2 separate regions of the Mus musculus genome follow, and region 2 is linked to region 1. A link is a loop called in an ENCODE intact Hi-C map of the cell type or tissue named here. Cell type or tissue: heart. All regions are shown on one strand. Links, peaks and the distances in the headings refer to the core of each region. The heading gives the core; the rest is flanking DNA.

What was found. Peaks named below come from ENCODE experiments on the same cell type or tissue, not always from the same donor. Only the 100,000 strongest peaks of a DNase experiment are listed, where the experiment ranks them.
Region 2: it touches region 1 in a loop (6-fold over the local background); 4 of 42 quality-filtered maps call a loop at or near these places.

The regions. Positions count from the first base shown.
Region 1 is chr5:52,685,746-52,688,667 of GRCm38, forward strand. No RefSeq gene overlaps it. Among named protein-coding and RNA genes, the nearest start is that of Sepsecs, 18 kb to the left of the region's middle. In heart, for the core only: no CTCF peak of the experiment used is centred there; no DNase peak of the experiment used is centred there; H3K27ac peaks cover 673 bases.
Region 2 is chr5:52,737,546-52,740,467 of GRCm38, forward strand. No RefSeq gene overlaps it. Among named protein-coding and RNA genes, the nearest start is that of Pi4k2b, 2.6 kb to the right of the region's middle. In heart, for the core only: no CTCF peak of the experiment used is centred there; no DNase peak of the experiment used is centred there.

The DNA.
Region 1 (2,922 bases), core at 300-2,799:
ATAAATGTTGGAGCCATGCGGTCATAGGTCAAAGGCTGTCTGAAGTCACCAAAGCTGGAAGAGGCTGTGGAACTCTCTCTTGGATCTTTCATGGGATGATACAGATGGCTGGTACCTTGATTTTGGGTCTCTGGCCTCCAGAATTGTGAAAGGACAGATTGCTTGCTTGTTTGTTTGAGTGTACATGTATGTGTGAGTATCTGCCACAGGTGGGTAGTTGCCCTTCAGAGGCCAGAATAGGGTATTGGTGTTGTGGATTGTAAGCTGTTCCACAGGGATGTTGGGAACCGAACTCAGGTCCTCAGGAAGATCAACAAAGCACTCCTGATGCTGAGCCATCTCTGCAGCTCCAGAGAATACGTCTGAAACTACCGTACTTGTAGCATTCTTTTTATAGTAGCCCATGGAAACTGATTTTTAATCTGTTAAGCAAAACTGAGTCAAAATAAGGCAAAGGGTTCAACAAAATCACAGGTTGTAAACTTTGTACTTATGTACTTATGTAAATATTCAATCTGCTAGCACATACACCTTCTATACATGTGCCACTTGAACACCAGTGTTCATATCATGGAGAGGCAGCATTATACCGAAGACTTGTGTTTTGATTTCCTCACAGATAATAAACCTTGTCTCCTTTCTGAGAGCATACCACTCCCATACATCAGTCAGGAACCATGAGGTGTTCAATTGCCCATGACAATTTTTCTAAGTGCAGTATTAGAAGCCAAGTAGGGATTACATAGAGATAGATGCACATTACAGCTGTCCCTGAATAAGCCACTCTTGTCTTATTTATTATGATCTTGCAGAAGCACTTGTTCAAGTCCAGTCAGCAAACACTGGGCATGTAGCAGGTGCCTGGGACCCCACCAGGTGCTGAGCGGGCAAAGAGGAATCCAAGTTCTTGCAGTCTGATTCACTGAGACACTTAGGACTCAGGCACAGTGTATGTGATAGAGGAGAAAGCACAGGTAGGAGATACCTTCACATAGGGTGCAGTAAGAGAAGATGGGGTGGTGTCTTGAAGTCTTAGCTAACAGAATGAGAGTTGAGGATATATTGTAGGGGGAACAGCTGCTTGGAACATAGAGGTCCGGTATGATCTTTAGTCTGTGTTGTCAACTAAATAAAATCTAGAATCCCCTGGGAGACAAGCCTCCAGACATGCCTTCAGGGATTATTTTGATTAGGTTGAGTGGAATGAGAAGATTTGCTCACTGCCACTGCAGGTGGTGCCATTCCCTAGGCTGCATATCTGAAAGCTAGCTGGGCACAAGCATTCATTGCTCTCTGCTTCTTGACATGAGTAGCTGTCTGGAGCTCCTGGTGACGTGACTTCCCCACTATGATGGACTGTGACATTGAACTGTGAGCCAGAAGAGACTCATTCTCCCTTAAATTGTTTTTGTCAGGATATTTTATTACAGCAACAGGAAAAGGAGCTAACACACCTAGAAATTAGCAAGAGAATGCCTGGATTAAAGAATTCTACTGTGGGCAGGCCTGGGGAGCCAGCAGGGTAATGAAAGTAAAGAGCCTTAGTAAGGAGCTTGAGTTTCTTCCTTAAAACCAGAGGGAAAGTCTTCCTACCAGTTAACATGATAGGATCACATTGCTTTTAGGAAAGAAAATCTGCAAGTGTCCACTTCTACCTAAGAAAGGGACAGGAAGACCTGTCGTTCAGTTCAGCTATAGTGTGTATACCCAGTGTCTGCAAGGTCCTGATTTGATCCCCAGTGCTAAAAGGCAGAAAATGGGGCAGGATTATCAGGAAAGAGGCATTAGTCTTGGGGTGGAAAGGAGGTTTGGAGGATACATTAAGGGTTGCTTTGCAGGACTGGCTGAGAACAAAGCAAGGAAAAGCAGAAATTGAGACTTCTCTCCAGTTTTGATCTCCTAAAGATCAACCCCAGGCTTCCTATTCATCCCTGTGCCAGCCTAGCCACTTGTATAAAATAAGTCCTCAATTTATTCCCAGGTTGCTATTGGAGACTGGAGTTCCGGGTACTCTCCACATACTCCTAGAATCCCCTTCGCTTTCAAGTACATAAAGGTGCTGGGAGGCATGACTGACAGCTCTCACAGGCCATTCCTGGTTTTGTTCGTCTGCCGTTTAGTGGCTTCTTACTGGATTAATGGCCTGGTACATGAATCACAGTGACTGTCAGAGCAGAATGGAGTGCTGACTAGAGATTTGTTTTTGCTCTCTCCTGACTGTTGCTATTCTGAGCTTCAAGCAAGGGTCAGATAGCAGTGTAATTGCAAATACCACCTCCCCTGCTTGCAGCTCTCTCACAGGCATTGGTAGCATACATACATACATACATACACGTACACCACATACATGACAAAGACACTGTTCATTTCTATCTCAATATAACCTCTAAAGGAATCTCAATACCTTTCTAAATCTTTTTTTTTTTTTTTTTTTTTTTGACTGGGTGGATCAGCAAATGTAGCACTGTGCTCTTGGAATGCAGGACAAAGTTCACCTGCAGACTTGCTTCCCGAGGCCAAGGTGCCTCCAGTGTTCCTTGACTGGCTTTTATACCAAGAAGAGAAGGAAGGCAGGAAAACAGGAGTGCCTTCTGCAGAGGGGTGACTTGAGGCTGGGGCACCCTGAATCCTGCCAACTTGGGGTATCCAAGTACCATTGTGCACTGGGCTGGACTCAGGTGGGTGAGAGTCTGTGTGAGTGCAGAAGAAACAGCCTCCTCCAAAGATGGTTTTCAGCGAACCGGTTCTCTTTATTGGTGGTGAACAAGGGCTATACCAACCTCGGGGCGTGGGAAGTGGGCTTTGGGCTGAGTGTACATTACAGGCTGGGGCTGGGGGGGCTAGAGAAGCTTCATTTGCATGAAGAGGAATTCCAAGTTCTTATTGGACATGTCCCTATAGGGAAAGAGGAAGGTTAGCCTG
Region 2 (2,922 bases), core at 97-2,596, 52 kb after region 1:
AATGAGATCAACACCCCCCCCCAATTTTTTTAAAACATAAATCTACAGCTTAAGAAAAATCTCAGCCATGGCTGGAGAGGCAGGCAGGTGGCTCAGTGGTTAAGAGTAACAGCTGCTCTTAGCAAGGACCTGGGCTTCATTCCCAGCACTTACAGCATGGCTCACAAAAGGTCTTAGCAAAATCCAAGCAGGCTATCTCTAAGGAGAAACCACACCATAGTGTAGTTATTTAAAACTATAGCAGCTCAAGCTCTCACCTCTCTTACTCTCATCTCTTGCTCTCCTTCCTCCCTCCCTTCTCCTCTCTCTCTCTCTCTCTCTCTCTCTCTCTCTCTCTCTCTTTCTCTCTCTCTCTCTCTCTCTCTCTCTGCCTTTCTACAATAAAGCTCTAAAATCATGAAAAAACAAAAGCCAAACAAACAAAAAAAAAACAAAGACAAAGATAAAATCTTAATGCCCACCAGAAAAATAGTGTCATAGTACAAATGGGACAGGTAGGTGGACTCAGAGATAACAAAGGCCACACAAGATATTTTAGAACTGAGCTTGGATAAGGGCAGTAACAATAGCAGTTGTGGTTGGCATCTGGAATGCCCTCCTCCGCCGGCTCACGCTTTGTTCCCAGGCTGCTGATGTGAGAGGTGGTACAGCCTTTAGGAAGATGGGTCTGGTGGGCAGAAGTATGTGACTCTGGAGGTGACAGTGCCTTTGATATGGGACATGGCTTTTGCTCCATGTCTTTCCTAATGGGGGGGGGGAGGGGGGTGTCTCTGCCTCAGGCACCTCCTGTAAGACCTTTTCCCACTCAGATGACTTGGAATTTCTGGAATCATAATTGAAAATGATCTTTCCTCTCCTGGGTTGTTTCCATCAGATGCTTTGGTCATGGTGGCAAGAAAGGCGACCGACGTGCGATCCACGACCATTTGAAAATGCCGGTGAAATAAACCACCCCAAGTAAATAAAACCATAGACATCATCCCCAGATCTGTGTTATAACTAACCGTGCTAATTTCTTCACTGGGAAGGAAAATGGTACTAGGTAGAAAATCAGACTTCTAAGAGGGAATAAAACAGGGGCTGGAGAGATGGCTCAGCGAGTTAAGAGCACTGACTGCTCTTCAGAAGGTCCTGAGTTCAAATCCCAGCAACCACATGGTGGCTCACAACCAGATATGACGCCCTCTTCTGGTCTGTCTGAAGACAGCTACAGTGTACTTACATATAATGATAATGATGATGATAATAATAATAATAATTAATAAATAAAAGAGGTAATAAAACAGTACATTAGTAATTAGAGCCATCGTGTAATATTTATTTTAGGAAGAAGCTTCACAGGGAAAGGGAGGAGCATGTGACATAAATGCAAGTATACAATTCAAATTTACAAATTATAAGAATTCTTTACGTTTATAGCCGGTTTCTTTTAAGATTTGCTTAGATTTTTGTACTGATGCCATTTTATGGGTGTTGATTATGGAAATCGTGCCATATTGTTATGGCGTGTTTGTTTTAAAAAGTTGACTTAGTCTTTCTCACATCAAAAATTTCAATATTTTCAATATTGAAAAAAGAAGGAATGAAGAATACTAGAAATAGTAAATATAAAATGCCAGAAATTATTAACTTGTTTAAAATACACAAGTGTTTAAAGCTAAATGTTTATGTCGTATTTAATGTATGCAGGTCTATTTTACTTGGCGATAAAACCATTAAAAGTGGCTGATAAATGAGCTACAGCTTTGCAGGGTTCTTGTATTTTATGACAGTTAGTATAATATAACCTCTTAATACATTAGAATAATTTAAGGTTGTATACCATGAGCCCCAGAGCAACCATTAAAAATTTACATAAAAGAAATATTAGCAGAAAACCAGTGGTGAGACTAGAATGAACTAACAAAAAAATACTAGATTAACACAAAAGAAACCAAAAAACAACAACAATAAAGAAGGATGAAACAAACAAGATAAAAATTTCAAAATAGTAGGTTTAAACCCATCCATGTTATCATTATATTATATGTACATGGACTAAAAACTCCAACTGAAATATAGAGACTACCAAACTGGATTTTAAAAGTCCACACTGTAAACTATATGTGACACATAGAAAAATTAAATATAAAGACACTAATAGAATGAAGAGTGGAAAATATTTACCTAGGACGAGCAGTAAGCCTAAGAAGGGTAAAGCAGTTACTAATATCAGACAACCCGGACTTCAAAGCCAGAGAATAACTAGAGATAAGAAAAAATAGTTTAGAGTAATTGTTAAGAAGGCCAAAGCAGGACTGGCGCAGGGCTTGCTACTGATCTTGTGTTTCTTTTATTCTGCAGGACCTACAGGCTGGAAAGAGAACACTAACTTCTGCAAGTTGTTCTCTGACCTTCACACACACATGTAGTATTTTAATTCAAAATCTAAAATTACTAGGAAGTCATAAAAGCCAACTGAGCATACAAATCCACAGTAATAAGGATTGTAATAACCTCCTCTCAGTACTAGATGAAAAAGTCTGTGGTAAATGGGTAACCTGCACAACACTGGCAATACTTAAATAATAGAATCAACTGGGAGATAAAAACCATCCAACCACCATGTGGTGGTGGCGCACACCTTTAATCTCAGTGCTTGAGAGGCAGAAGCAGGTAGATCTGAGTTTAAGGCCAGCCAGGATGGCCAGGGCAACTCAGAGAAATCCCATCTTAGAAAAAAAGCAAAAACAAACAAAGAAACAAAAAGCCACTGAACTATAGAATCTATGTTCTTCATAAAACTGCACATAGAACATTTGTCCCATCCAAAAAACAACAACAATAAAGAAGGATGAAACAAACAAGATAAAAATTTCAAAATAGTAGGTGGATGGCATTACTCACAGTGGATGGGGTTCTTTCATATCAAACATTAATCAA